Linked DNA regions of Homo sapiens: region 1 is linked to region 2. A link is an interaction called in ENCODE POLR2A ChIA-PET data of the cell type or tissue named here. Cell type or tissue: Caco-2. All regions are shown on one strand. Links, peaks and the distances in the headings refer to the core of each region. The heading gives the core; the rest is flanking DNA. Region 1 has its middle 26 kb from the start of BCAT2. Region 2 overlaps TULP2 (TUB like protein 2).

Evidence for each region. ChIA-PET counts read pairs that join two places held together with the same protein. Peaks named below come from ENCODE experiments on the same cell type or tissue, not always from the same donor. Only the 100,000 strongest peaks of a DNase experiment are listed, where the experiment ranks them.
Region 1: POLR2A ChIA-PET joins it to region 2 with 12 read pairs; 22 of 35 experiments call an interaction of 5 or more read pairs at or near these places.

Annotation. Positions count from the first base shown.
Region 1 is chr19:48,781,592-48,789,238 of GRCh38, reverse strand. No RefSeq gene overlaps it. Among named protein-coding and RNA genes, the nearest start is that of BCAT2, 26 kb to the left of the region's middle. In Caco-2, for the core only: a CTCF peak has its summit at 4,504; no DNase peak of the experiment used is centred there.
Region 2 is chr19:48,878,044-48,885,690 of GRCh38, reverse strand. It overlaps TULP2 (TUB like protein 2), which reads left to right. Exons shown (of 13, transcript NM_003323.3): 9 at 131-243; 10 at 1,645-1,759; 11 at 1,839-1,937; 12 at 3,488-3,659; 13 at 4,565-4,724. The coding sequence ends at 4,680. Among named protein-coding and RNA genes, the nearest start is that of PPP1R15A, 9.4 kb to the right of the region's middle. RefSeq lists an enhancer at 5,441-6,153 and cis regulatory regions at 6,594-7,206, 6,763-7,647. In Caco-2, for the core only: no CTCF peak of the experiment used is centred there; a DNase peak (open chromatin) is centred at 3,746.

The DNA.
Region 1 (7,647 bases), core at 3,284-5,783, 97 kb after region 2:
CGCCAGTAATCCCAGCATTTTGGGAGGCCGAGGTGGGTGGATCACCTGAGGCCAGGAGTTTGAGACCAGCCTGGTGAACATGGCGAGACCCCTGTCTCTACTAAAAATAGAAAAATTAGCCGGGTGTGGTGGCGGGCACCTGTAATCTCAGCTACTCTGGAGGCTGAGGCAGGAGAATCACTTGAACCTGGGAGGTGGAGGCTGCAGTGAGCTGAGATCACAACGCTGCACTCCAGCCTAGGCAACAGAACAATACTCTGTCTCAAGAAAAATAAATAAGTGTGTGTGTGTGTGTGTGTGTGCGCCCAAGATTAGGACACAAAGAATCACACAGGCATAATGGGGCCTAAAAACTGTTTTTTTTTTTTAACTGTTTTTTTTTTTTTTTTTTTTTGAGATGGAGTCTCGCTCTGCCGCCCAGGCTAGAGTGCAATGGCGTGATCTCGGCTCACTGCAACCTCCGCCTCCCAGGTTCAAGCAATTCTCCTGCTTCAGACTCCCGAGTAGCTGGGACTACAGGTGTGAGCCACCACACCGGGCTAATTTTTGTATTTTTAGTAGAGACGGGGTTTCACCATGTTGGCCAGGCTGATCTTGAAGTCCTGATCTCAGGTCATCCTCCTGCCTCAGCCTCCTAAAATGCTGGGATTAAGCCATGAGCCACTGCGCCCGGCCGTTAAACTGTTTTATAAGCTCTGTGTGTGTGTGTGTGTGTGTGTGTGTGTGTGTGTGTGTGTGTGTGCTTAAGACAGTCTTTCTCTGTCACTTAAAAAAAAACCTGGTAAATAGCGGGCCCTACCTTTCCTACTGAAAAATAAATAAATAAATAAAATAATAAATCCAGGTAAATACATCTCAGCTGTAATAACCCAGCCACAGCGTGCTGTGTGTCAGGCCACGCTGTGGTGTGCCTGCAGCACCATCTGGTGGTCAGTGTTGAGTATAAAGTCAAAGGCCAAAAGAGGAGAAGGCCGGGCGCAGTGGCTCACACCTGTGATCCCAGCACTTTCCGAGGCCGAGGCGGGAAGATCACTTGAGGTCTGGAGTTTGAGACCAGCCTGGCCAACATAGTGAAGCCAGCCTGGCAGGAGAATCCCTTGAACCCGGGAGGCAGAGTTTGCAATGAGCTAAGATTGAGCCACTGCACTCCAGCCTGGGTGACAGAGTGACACTGTGTCTCAAAATAAATAAATAAGTAAACTAAAAATAAAAAATGGAAAACTAAGGAAAGAGGCAATTTACAGAGTGAGTCTCCAAATACAATTTCATCAGTTAGCAATGTGTAAAAATTAAAGTAGAGCTTCCTCTTCAAAGAGACTTTCCTCCTCGTCTACTTAGGAATAAATAGTAACTTCTCTTAGACGCAAAATGTATTCAAAGACCTGTGCTAACATTCTTAAATATCTGCTAGCCGTAATAAAGAAATCAGTGTACTTTATGTTTTTAGCTCCCACAATTTACCCTAAATATTTGCCCTGGCATGCTTATACTGGTCCAAGCAAGCATTAGGTCACAGCCTGTTCCTCTTCCTTATTTGAAGGTGTTTTTACCTTTCTCAGCATTCCACAAGTCACTTCCCCCTTCCTTTGTTCTCCTCTGCCTTTGCCTCTTTTAAAAAGTTCCAAGTTGCTAGCCAGTTGGGACAAATACAGAATGTGAGGTCCCGTTCCAGCCAATGGAAACCCGACACGGCAGTAGAGTGGATGCGTCAGGTTATAAATGACCCTGTCTCCTTTGTTCGTTGTACTCTTGTGGCAAAACTGCTGGCGAGTGTACCTTTTCTGCAGAAAGTAAAAATGGCCTTGCTGGCCGGGCTCAGTGGCTCATGCCTGTAATCCCAGCACTTTGGGAGGTCAAGGCGGGCGGATCACCTGAGGTCAGGAGTTTGAGACCAGCCTGACCAACATGGAGAAACCCCGTCTCTACTAAAAATACAATATTAGCCGGGCGTGGTGGTGCATGCCTGTAATCCCAGCTACTCGGGAGGCTGAGACAGGAGAATTGCTTGAACCTCGGAAGCCGAGGGTGCAGTGAGCTGAGATTGTGCCATTGCACTCCAGCCTGGGCAACAAGATCGAAACTCCATCTCAAAAAATAAAAATAAAAATAAAAATGGCCTTGCTGAGGAAATTAATGTTCAAGTGCTATGTCTTTTTTTTTTTTTTTTGAGGCGGAGTCTCACTCCGTTGCCCAGGCTGGAGTGCAGTGGCACGATCTCGGCTCACTGCAAGCTCCGCCTCCCAGGTTCACGCCATTCTCCTGCCTTAGCCTCCCAAGTAGCTGGGACTACAGGCACCTGCCACCACGCCTGGCTAATTTTTTTTTGTATTTTTATTAGAGACGGGGTTTCAACGTGTTAGCCAGGATGGTCTCTATCTCCTGACCTTGTGATCCACCCGCCTCGGCCTCCCAAAGTGCTGGGATTACAGGCGTGAGCCACCGCGCCCGGCCTCAAGTGCTATTTCTTTATGGCACCAAGGAATAAGCATTTCTAACAAATGTGTGAGTGGTTAAAACCATTTTTAGGGCATTATACAAGTTTACAAACATCTCAAGGGATGAGTGTTTGGAAAGACTCCCCTGAGGTGATGTAACACTGGCTGGCTGATCATAGTGGCTCAAGTTTGTAATCCTAGCACTTTGGGAGGCCGAGGCGGGTGGATCACCTGAGGTCAGGAGTTGGAGACCAGCCTGGCCAACATGGTGAAACCCTGTCTCTACTAAAAATACAAAAATTGGCCCAGTGTGGTGGTGGGCAGTAATCCCAGGTACTCAGGAGGCTGAGGCAGGAGAATCACTTGAACCCCGGAGGCACAGGTTGCAGTGAGCCGAGATTGTGCCATTGCACTCCAGCCTGGGCGACAGAGTGAGACTCCATCTCAAAAAAAAAAAAAAAAAAAAAAATAGAAACACTGGCTTAGGCAGGGCGCGGTGGCTCACATGTGTATTCCCAGCTTTTTGGGAGACCGAGGCAGACAGATCACTTGAGGTCAGGGGTTCGAGTCCGGCCTGGCCAACATGGGGAAACCCTGCCTCCACTAAAAACACAAAAATTAGCCAGGCTTGGTGGCAGGTGTCTGTAATCCCAGCTATTTGAGAGGCTGAGGCGAGAGATTCGCTTGATCCCAGGAGGCAGAGTTTGCAGTGAGCCAAGATGACACCACTGCACTCCAGCCTGAGTTAGACTCCATCTCAAAAAAGAAGAAAACAAAACAAAACAGAAACACTGGCTTAGGCATTTATGAAAAACCCACAGCAAACATCCTACTCAATGGTGAAAGACTGACAATACACAAAAGAAAGAAAGAAATTCGTAACAGACATAAATGGAAAGACATCCCAAGTTTATAGACTGGAAGACAATAGTATTAAGATGACGATGCAGCTGGGCACGGTAGCTCATGCCTATAATCCCAGCATTTTGGGAGGCTGAGGCAGGAGGATTGCTGGAGCCCAGGAGTTTAAGATCAGCCTTGGCAACTGATATGGTTTGGCTCTGTGTCCCCACTGAAATCTCATTATGAATTATAATCTCAGCGGGTCCAGGGAGGGACATGGTGGGAGGTAACTGGATCGTGGGGGCAGTTTCCCCCATGCTGTTCTCGTAGTCATGAGTGAGTTCGCACAAGATCTGATGGTTTGAAACTGTGGTGGTTCCCTCCTCTAGCTCTTTCTCCCTCCTGCCACTATATAAGACGTGCCTTGCTTCCCCTTCCCCTTTTGCTATGATTGTAAGTCTCCTGAGGACTCCCCAGCCCTGTGGAACTGTGAGTCAATTAAACCTCTTTTCTTTATAAATTACCCAGTCTCGGGTAGTTAGTTTTAACAGCATGCACCTGGTCTCTACAACAACAACAACAAAAACTTAGCTGGGTATGGTGGCACCTGCCTGCAGTCCCAACTACTGAGAAGGCTGAGGTGGGAGGATTGCTTGAGCACGAGGTCGAGGTTGCAGTGAGCCATGGGGTCGTGCCACCACACTCCAGCCTGGGCAACACAGTAAGGGCCTGTCTCAAAAAAAAAAAAAAAAAGTGATCTAGTAACTGAATTTAATCCATATCAAAATTTGAACATCTGGCTGGGCGGGGTGGCTCACAACTGTAAATCCCAGCACTTTGGGAGGCTGAGGTGGGCGGATCACCTGAGGTCAGGAGTTCAAGACCAGCCTGGCCGACATGATGAAACCCCGTCTCTACTAAAAATACAAAAATTAGCCAGGCATGATGATGCCTGTAATTCCAGCTACTTGGGAGGCTGAGGCATGAGAATCACTTGAACCCGGGAGGTGGACGTAGCAGTGAGCTGAGATCGCACCACTGCACTCTAGCCTGGGTGACAGAGAGAGACTCCATCTCAAACAAACAAACAAAACGTGCAGAATGCTAAAGACTAAGCAAATAAGTAATAGCTACCATGTCCAGAGGCTTCCTCTAAGCCCGCTAGAAGGCACTGCCCTACAGTATTTCTCTCGTTTCCACTTGTGCAGATAAGAATACTGAAATTCAGAAGTCTCCTGCCCCTGGTTACTCCAGTAGTAAGAGGTGGGGGAACTCAGGCTCTCTCTCTTCATTGCCCACATCCTGAACCACTGCTCATGTTATATGCCCATATTTTGCATGTAAATTCAAAAGATTTAGGCGTCAGGTCCCGATCCTTTAACCCCTGGTTACCAGTCCCTGTTCTAGTCCACCCCTCAGGAGGAGGCAGCTGGAGTATCTGAGGTCAGTCACACGTGCAGTCTGCCATGCTTACATGACCAACACTTGTTTAAAATTTTGTCCCCCGGACTGCGCACGGTGCCTCACGAATGTAATCCCAGCACTTTGAGAGGCCGAGGCGGGCAGATTCCTTGAGCCCAGGAGTTCGGGACTAGCCTGGGCAACATGGCAAAACCCCGTCTCTACTAAAAATACAAAAATTAGGCCCAGCATGGTGGTGGCTCACGCCTGTAATCCTAGAACTTTGGGAGGCCGAGGCAGGCGGATCACAAGGTCCAAGAGTTTGAGAACAGCCTGGCCAACATCATGAAACCCCATCTCTACTAAAAATACAAAAAGTAGCCCGGCATGGTGGCAGGTGCCTATAATCCCAGCTACCCAGGAGGCTGAGGCAGGAGAATCGCTTGAACCCAGGAGGCAGAGGTTGCAGTGAGCCGAGACTGCGCCATTGCTCTCCAGCCTGGGCAACAGGGCGAGACTCCGTCTCAAAAAAAACAAAAAACAAAAACCAAAAATTAGCCAGGCAGAGTGGCGGGCGCCTGTAGTTGCAGCTACTTGGGAGGCTGGAGCAGGAGAATCACTTGAACCCAGGAGGCGGAAGCTGCAATGAGCCGAGATCACGCCGCTGCACTCCAGCCTGGGTGACAGAGTAAGACTTCGTCTCAAAAATAAATAAATACATAAATAAATAAAAATTAAAAAATTAGCCAGGTGTGATGGCGTACCCTTGTAATCCCAGCTACTCGTGAGGCATGAGAATAGCTTGAACCTGGGAGGTTGAGTCTGCAGTGAGCCGAAATCATGACACTGCATTTCAGCCTGGGTGACAAAGCAAGACTCAAAAAAAAAAAAAAAATTTTTTTTTCATCCTAAGATCTGGGGTGAGACTCCCTGGTTGGCAATACTGCATGCGTTTTGGCACACGTCATTACCGGGAGAATTGAGCACTGTCTAGAACTCCACTGGGGGAGGACATCTGAAAGCTCACGCCTGGTGTCTCCTGGACTCTGCCCCATCCACGTTTTCCCTTGGCTGATGATGACGATGATGATGACGATGATGATGATGATGATTATTATTATTATTTTGAGACGGAGTCTCGCTCTGTCGCCCAGGCTGGAGTGCAGTGGTGCGATCTTGGCTCACTGCAACCTCCGCCTCCTGGGTTCATGCCATTCTCCTGCCTCAGCCTCCCGAGTAGCTGGGATTCCAGGCGTGTGCCACCACGCCCAGCTAATTTTTTGTATTTTTTAGTAGAGACAGGGTTTCACCATGTTGGTCAGCTGGTCTTGAACTCCTGACCTCAGGTGATCCACCTGCCTTGGACTCCCAAAGTGCTAGGATTACAGGCGTGAGCCACCACGCCCGGCGTACAGTTTAAATTTATAAACATAAAAGAATTTGGGGGCCAGGCGCGGTGGCTCACGCCTGTAATCCTAGCCCTTTGGGAGAACGAGGCGGGCAGATCGCTTGAGCTCAGAAGCTCGAGACCAGCCTGGGCAACATGGCAAAACCCCATTTCTACAAAAAATTTAAAAATTAGCTGAGCGTGGTAGCGAGTACCTGTAATCCCAGATACTCGGGAGGCTGAGGTGGGGGATCGCTTGAGTCCAGGAGTTCCAGGTTGCAGTGAGCAGAGATCGCGCCACTGCCCTCCATCCTGGGCGACAGAGTCAGACCTTGTTTCAATAAATAAATAAATAAATAAATAAATAAATAAATAAATAAATAAATAAATAAATAAGGTGAGGGGGGTATTTCTGAAATGACGTGGAAGCTCGGATTCTTTTTTCCAGAAGCCTCAGTTCAGAGTCTTTTCCAAGGGCCGGTTGCGGAGTTTGAGGATAGAGCACTAAGAGCACCCAATAGGAATGACTGAAAGCCCATGACGTCACTAGTGGCTGGGCAACAGCTCCAGAGTGCCTCTCGCTGACCTGCTTCGGGAAGTGGCCCCCGGTTCGCGTCACATGCCAGCCCCTGGCCTGCGTCACAGACCAGGATACACACCCAAATCCCAGGGGCCAGGAAATGTGTTCCCCGTGAAACCAAATTTAGCAAAGGAAAGAATGCAACAACTTTTAAACTCATTAAAGGCTCCCTGGCCGGGCGCGGTGGCTCACGCCTGTAATCCCAGCACTTTGGGAGGCCGAGGCGGGAGGATCACAGGGTCAGGAGATCGAGACCATCCTGGCTAACACGGTGAAAGCCCGTCTCTACTAAAAATACAAAAAATTAGCCGGGCGTGGTGGTGGGCGCCTGTAGTCCCCGCTACTCGGGAGGAGGGAGGCTGGGGCAGGAGAATGGCGTGAACCCGAGAGGCGGAGCTTGCAGTGAGTCGAGATCGCGCCACTGCACTCCAGCCTAGGCGACAGAGAGCTGTCTCAAAAAAAAAAAAAAATTGTGTTCCCCTTCCATGGATCTTATCTAGAAAAAAACACCTGTTTTTCTCAGGCTCACACTCAACACTTCTGTGACCAGGTGTGTGGGGTTTTTCCCACGCTGACAAATTCTCCTACCCAAGCTGGGTGTCCCACAATTCAATCCAACTCTGACATTATCTACCTGGAGATAGCATCGGATCCCACAGGTGAAAGGCTCAGTCCCACGAGGCTGCCCCTTGGGAGATGCCAATCACAAGTCCACGTGGTCTCACCCGAGCTTCTGACTTGCTAGTAATGGGGGTTCCCATGACTCCCTCCTTAGGCTCAGAAATTTGCTACAATGCCTCACAGAACTAAGGAAAACACATTTATCAGTTTATCATATAATTAAATAAAACCTGTCAGATAAAGAGGTGCAAAGGGCAACATCTGAACGCCTCCCGAGCACGGGAGCAAAGGATGGGTTTGGGGGAGCTTCCAGGTTGGGCGTCTCCATGGAGTTGGGGTGCTTCCCCGCCCGGAACTGTGGGCAGAGAGCCACCCAGGTG
Region 2 (7,647 bases), core at 2,796-5,295:
GCTGGTCTCGAACTCCTGTCCTCAAGTGATCTGCCCGCCGCAGCCTCCCAAAGTGCAGGGATTACAGGCATGAGCCACCACACCCAGCATCCAGAAGTCCATTCTAATGGACTGTTCCTCTCATCCATAGCGCTTCCTCCTGGCTGGGCGAAAGAGAAGAAGGAGCAAAACTTCTAATTACCTCATCTCCCTGGATCCTACACACCTATCTCGGGACGGGGACAATTTCGTGGGCAAAGTCAGGTGGGTAGAGCTCTGACATGTGGTGAGGAGCAGGTAGCAGGGAGCTTAGGGACAGGGGGACTCCATTTCCCAGCAGGCCACAGAGCATACCTTCCACCTGCTCAGGGACCAGAAGAACTGAAGGGTTTGGAACGTAGGCTGGCATTTAAGGCATTTGACTCCTTGACAGGCAAGGGACTGGGATTCCTAACTTTCTGTGGGAAAAGAGGCCTGGAATGTGTGAATTATTGCATCCAAAAAGGTAGAGGGAGTGGCGAGGTGGCTCACGCCTATAATCTCAGCACTTTGGGAGGCAGAGGCGGGAGGATCACTTGAGGTCAGGAGCTTGAGACCAGCCTGGCCAACATGGTGAAACCCCGTCTCTACCAAAAATACAAAAATTAGCCAGGCATAGTGGCGTGAACCTGTAATCCCAGCTACTTGGGAGGCTGATGCAGGAGAATCACTTGATCCCAGGAGGCAGAGGTCTTGGTAAGCTAAGATTGAGCCACTGCACTCCAGCTTGGGCAACAGAAAAAAAAAAAAAAAAAAAAAAAAAAGAGGGTTCCTAAAGGGCCCTTTAAATAAAATAGGGAGGCTACATAAAGTACATGGCTCACCCAAGAAATGAGGGGGCCTGGGACCATGGATGCTGGAAACATGGTTGTTTCATTTATTTAATTATTATTATTATTATTGAGACAGAGTTTCACTTTTGTTGCCCAGGCTGGAGTGCGATGGCGTAATCTCGGCTCACTACAACCTCCGCCTCCCAGGTTCAAGCAATTCTCCTGCCTCAGCCTCCTGAGTAGCTGGGATTACAGGCATGCACCACCACGCCTGGCTAATTTTGTATTTTTAGTAGAGACGGGGTTTCTCCATGTCTGTCAGGCTGGTCTTGAACTCCCAACCACAGATGATCCACCCGCCTTGGCCTCCCAAAGTGCTGGGATTACAGGTGTGAGCCACCGTACCCGGCCTCATTTATTTAATTATTTATTTTTATTTATTTATATATTTATTTAGAGACAGGGTTTCATTCTGTCACCCAGGCTGGAGTGCAGTGGCAAGATCACGGCTCATTGGAGGCTTGACCTCTGGGGCTCAGGTGATCCTCCCACCTCAGCCTCTTGAGAGCTGGGACCATAGACACAAACTGCCACGCCCAACTAATTTTTCTATTTTTTGTAGAGAAGGAGTTTTGCCATTTTGCCCAGGCTCAAGCTATCCTCCTGCCTCTGCCTCCTGAAGTGCTGGGATTACAGGTGTGAGCCCCTGTGCCCAGCCAGGAACATGATTCTTAGACATTCGGACATAGTCTTAGACATAGGGGATTGATGGGAAGAGTCGATGCGATGAGTGACACTTACTCAAAGAGTAACACTTAGTATTTTTATTCTATCCATTCCCTTCCTGGAGCAGATCCAATGTCTTCAGCACCAAGTTCACCATCTTTGACAATGGGGTGAATCCTGACCGGGAGCATTTAACCAGGAATACTGCCCGGATCAGACAGGAGCTGGGGGCTGTGTGTTATGTGAGTGTCCTGGGGATGAGAGAATGGGGTAGGATAGTCAGAAGAAGGAACCAGGCCAACTGGAATGTAATACCCCCAGGAGCCCAACGTCTTAGGATACCTGGGGCCTCGGAAAATGACTGTGATTCTCCCAGGAACCAACAGCCAGAACCAGCGAATCAATGTCCAGCCACTAAATGTGAGTCCCTGACATCAGGAATCTCTGGGTCAATGGAGAAGGGGCTGGGGCCGGTCCTCCTAGATCCCAGAGGAGGAAGAAGAAGAGGAGGAAGAGGAGGCCAGTGGGTTGCAGGTGTCACATGAAGCCTGAAGGACTTTGTTAGCCTTCCATGTCTCAGGGAGTAAAAGACTAGAGACTCAAAACATTTGCATCTGGAGAAAAAAGGTTTGATGGTAGGTTAACAAACTTACCAAAAAGGGGTCTGATCCAGACTCCAAGAGAGGGTTCTTGGATCTCAGGCAAGAAAGAATTTGGGGCCAGTCCGTAGAGTCAAGTGAAAGCAAGTTTATTAGAGAAGAAATAAAAGAATGGCTACTCCATAGGCAAAGCAGCCTTGAGGCCAGCTGGTTGGCTATTTTTATGGTTATTTCTTGATTATATGCTAAACGAGGTGGATTATTCATTAATTTTCTGGGAAAGGGGTGGGCAATTCCCAGAACTGAGGGTTCCTGCTTCTTTTAGACTCTCTCTTTCTTTCTTTTTTTTTTTTTTTGAGACAGAGTCTTGCTCTGTCGCCCAGGCTGGAGTGCAGTGGCGCGATCTCGGCTCACTGCAAGCTCGACCTCCCCGGCTCACGCCATTCTCCTGCCTCAGCCTCCTGAGTAGCTGGGACTACAGGCGCCCGCTACCATGCCCGTCTAATTTTTTATATTTTTAGTAGAGCCGGGGTTTCACTGTGTTAGTCAGGATGGTCTCGATCTCCTGACCTCGTGATTCACCCGCCTCGGCCTCCCAAAGTGCTGGGATTACAGGCGTGAGCCACCGTGCCCGGCAGTAACCTCTCTTACAAGCAAAATTTATTCAAAGACCTGTGCTAACATTCTTAAATATCTGTTAGCCATAATAAAGAAATCAGTGTACTTTACGTTTTTAGCTCCCACAATTTACCCTAAATATTTGCCCTGGCATGCTTGTACCGGTCCAAGCAAGCATTAGGTCATAGCCTGTTCCTCTTCCTTATTTGAAGGTGTTTTTACCTTTCTCAACATTCCACAAGTTACTTCCTCCTTACTTTGTATTCTTCTGCTTTTCCCTCTTTTAAAAAGTTCTAAGTTGCTAGCCAATTGGGACAAATACAGAACGTGAGGTCCCGTTCCAGCCAATGGAAACCCTACACGGCAGTAGGGTGGATGCGCCAGGTTATAAATGACCCTGTCTCCTTTGTTCAGTGTACTCTCATGGCAAAACTCCTGGTGAGTGTACCCTTTCTGCAGAAAGTTAAAAAATGGCCTTGCTGAGGAAATTAAATTTATGCTCAAGTGCTATTTCTTTACTGCACCGGGGAACAAGCATTTCTAACATTGTGATACCAGTCCTGTCAAACTCCTGTCTCATCCTGTGACTAAGAATGCCTAACCTCCTGGGAACGCAGCCCAGCAGGTCTCATCCTCATTTTACCCAGCCCCTGTTCAAGATGGAGTCGCCCCTGTTCAAGATGGAGTCGCCCCTGTTCAAGATGGAGTTTCGAAAGCCTCTGAGAAAACCACAGCCCCTTCTTTACCTTCTAGGAACAGGAGTCGCTACTGAGTCGTTACCAACGTGGGGACAAACAAGGGTTGCTTTTGTTGCACAACAAAACCCCGTCGTGGGACAAGGAGAACGGTGTCTACACGCTCAATTTCCATGGTCGAGTCACTCGGGCTTCGGTGAAGAACTTCCAAATCGTGGATCCCAAACACCGTGAGCTCCTGGAAACCAGTTTAGCCGGGCCAGGTGGGGTGGGGGTTAGGGTGTGAACGGAAGGGAACTACATCTCCCATCATCACTTGAGCGTTTTTCTAGGCAGGGCAGATGCCACCCTATTGCAAAGCCTATTGGGAATTGTAGTTTACACACCCTCAGGGTTTCTGGCTTAGTAAGGGCACCGCTCAGCCTCTTAAAAGTCTCCATTCTCGGCCTGGCGCGGTAGCTCCCGCTTATAATCCTAGCACTTTGGGAGACCGAGGTGGGTGGATCATCTGAGGTCAGGAGTTCAAGAACAGCCTGGCCAACATGGTGAAACCCTGTCTCTACTAAAAATACAAAAATTAGGCCGGGCACTGTGGCTCACACCTGTAATCCCAGCACTTTGGGAGGCCGAGGCGGGCGGATACGAGGTCAGGAGATTGAGACCATCCTGACTAACACGGTGAAACCCCGTCTCTACTAAAAACACAGAAAAAATTAGCTGGGTGTAGTGGTGGTCACCTGTAGTCCCAGCTAATCAGGAGGCTGAGGCAGGAGAATGGTGTGAACCCGGGAGGCGGAGCTTGCAGTGAGCCGAGATCGCGCCACTGCTCTCCAGCCTGGGCAACAGAGCGAGACTCCATCTCAAAAAAAAAAAAAAAAAAAAAAATTAGCCGGACGTGGTGGCACATGCCTGTAATCCTAGCTACTTGGGAGGCTGAGGCAGAAGAACTGCTTGAACCTGGGAGGTGGAGGTTGCAGTGAGCCAAGATCAGGTCACTGCACTCCAGCCTGGGCGACAGAGCAAGACTCTGTCTCAAAAAAAAAAAAAAAAGAAAAAAAAAAAAAAAAAGTCTCAGTTCTCGAAGCTGGGAGATGAGAGAGTCAGGCTAAGGCTTTGTTCCTGATTCACTTCTCAGAAGAACATCTGGTGCTCCAGTTCGGCCGAGTGGGCCCAGACACATTCACCATGGACTTCTGCTTTCCATTTAGCCCGCTCCAGGCCTTCAGCATCTGCTTGTCCAGTTTCAATTAGAAGCTGGCTGTTGAATAACTCAATAAAATACCATACCCTTGCCAGCTTCTGTGCCTCCTCATTTGGAGGAAGGGCCCCGACATGCCTTCTTTTGCACCACCTTAATAACCAACACTGACCGGGCAAGGTGGCTCACGCCTGTAATCCCAACACTTTGGCAGGCTGAAGCTGGTGCATCACCTGAAGTCAGGAGATCGAGACCAGCCTGGCCAACATGTGAAACCCCGTCTCTACTAAAAGTACAAAAATTAGCTGGGCGTGGTGGCAGGCACCTGTAATCCCAGCTATTCAGGAGACTGAGGCAGAAGAAACACTTGAATCTGGGAGGCGGAGGCTGCAGTGAGCTGAGATAGCTCCACTTCACTCCAGCTAGACTCTGTCTCAAAAAAAAAAAAAAAAAAAAAATGCCGGGCGCGGTGGCTCACACCTGGAATCCCAACACTTTAGGAGGTCGAGGCGGAAGGATCACTTGAGGTCAGGAGTTCGAGACCAGCCTCGCCGATATGGCAAACCCCGTCTCTACTAAAAATACAAAAATTAGCTGGGCATGGTGGCGCATGCCTGTAATCCCAGCTACTCCGGTGGCCGAGGCACGAGAATTGCTTGAATCTGGGAAGCGGAGGTTGCAGTGACCCGATCGTGCCACTGCACTCCAGCCTGGGCAACAGAATGCGACTCTATCCCCCCACCAAAAAAAGGAATTTTCACACTACATCTGAAGAATCAGGAGCAACTAGCTGAGCAAGAGGCCTCAGGGTTGGGATCCTCAGGCAGCAGGTAGCACTCATACAAAGGTTTTTAATTAGGTGGAATTAGGCTTGGTTGCCTTGGGGAAATGAAAGGATTATATGGCAGGAGTGGGGGTCTCAAACTCCTGACCTCGAGTTAGAGATCAGCCTGACCAACAAGGTGAAACCCCGTCTCTACTAAAAATACAAAAATTAGCCCTGTGTGGTGGCGGGCCCCTATAATCCCAACTATTCAGGAGACTGAGGCAGGAGAATCACTTGAACTCGGGAGGCGGAGGTTGCAGGGAGCCAAGATCCTGCCATTGCACTCCAGCCTGGGCGACAGAGCAAGACTCTGCCTCAAAATAAACAAACAAAACAAACAAACAAACAAAAACCTGACCTCAAGTGATCCATCTACCTCGGCCACCCAAAGTGCTAGGATTTCTAGTTTAACTAAGCTGCTTTTGTAAAGCTAATGAAAGGCCATTAGGTTAGGAGGATGAGAGGAGCCTGCATTCTGTGAAGGTCTAGAGGTAGATTAATACAAAAATTAGCCCTGCGTGGTAGCGCACGCATATAATCCCAGGTACTAGGGAGGCCGAGGCAGGAGAATTGCTTGAACCCAGGGGGTTGTAGTGAGCCGAGATCACGCCACTGCACTCCAGCCTGGGTGACACAGAGAGACTCGGTCTCAAAAAAAAAAAAAAAAATTAAAAATTAGAGGTAGAGGTGGGCATAGTGGCTCATGCCCATAATCCCAGCATTTTGGGAGACTGAGGTGGGCGGATCATGAGGTCAGGAGTCTCAAACTCCTGACCACCAACATGGTGAAACTCCTTCTCTACTAAAAATACAAAACTTAGCTGGGCGTGATGGCTCACGCCTGTAATCCCAACTGCTCAGGAGGCTGAGGCAGGAGAATCGCTTGAACCCAGGAGGCGGAGGTTGCTGGTGTGCTGAGATCGTGCCATTGCACTCCAGCCTGTGTAACAAGAGTGAAACTCCATAAAAAAAAAAAAAATTAGCTGGAAGTGGTGGCGCACACCTGTAGTCCCAGCTTCTTGGGAGGCTGATCCAGGAGAATTGTTTTAACCTGGGAAGTGGAGGTTGCAGTGAGCCGAGAGCCCACCACTGCACCCCAGCCTGGGCAGCAGAGTGAGACTCCGTATCAGGAAAAAAAAAAAAAAAAAAAAAAGAATAACGGTATATAGAATAATTACCGTATTATAGCATTTATTTCATGAGCATTGTTTTAACTCCTTTGGGGCCTTACAATCCCATAAGATATGTACAATTGTTAGTCAGCTTACAGATAAGGAAACTAGGCCTATGGACACAGGGCTTATAAATGTAAAATCAGGCTGCAACAGCAATCATACAGGGTGGTTGCAGGAGATTAGAAAATTCCAGGCAGCAGTTTCACAAGACCAGACCAGCAACAGGAAACTTGAAATAGCTACAGAAGCTATGGGCTGATAAGATCCTGAAAAACCAGGGCGTGGGCCAAGTAGGCTAAGTCCGACTAGACCCAATATGGCACTGGGTCTGACCTCGGTTTCACGTAGGACCTCATTATATGTTCATCAACACAGTCACACACCCACCAGCATCATGACGGTCCCAGGAACACCCATATTTGGTGTAAAGATGGGTGGCACCACAGTTCTGAGAAATCTCCATCTTTTTCCAGGAATGCTCATGAGTATTTTACCCCTTGGTTAAAAAAATCCAAAAAGGGCCAGCGTGGTGGCTCACGTCTGTAATCCCAGCACTTTGAGAGGCTGAGGCAGGTGGATCACTTGAGGTCAGGACTTTGAGACCAGCCTGGCCAACATGGAGAAACCCTGTCTCTACTAAAAATACAAAAAATTAGCCAGGTGTGGTGGCGCCTGCAGTCCCAGCTGCTTGGGAAGCTAAGGTAGGAGAATTGTTTGAACCCAGGAGGTGGAGGTTGCAGTGAGCTGAGATCGTGTCACTACACTCCAGCCTGGGCTGGACAGAACAAGACTCCATCTTTAAAAAACAAACAAACAAACAAAAAACCCATAACGGTAGCAGCCTCAACCCCCCTTGCACGTGATTCTCTCGAGTCCCCTTTCATGAGTGTGGACTTTCCCCTTTGCAATAAATCCTGTATTTTCACTCTTTTCCAACTCGTCCTTGAATTCATTTTCATGACTGTGTCAAGAGCCTGAACACTGGCTGAGGGGGAGGTCCCACCCGGGCTTGGGGACCT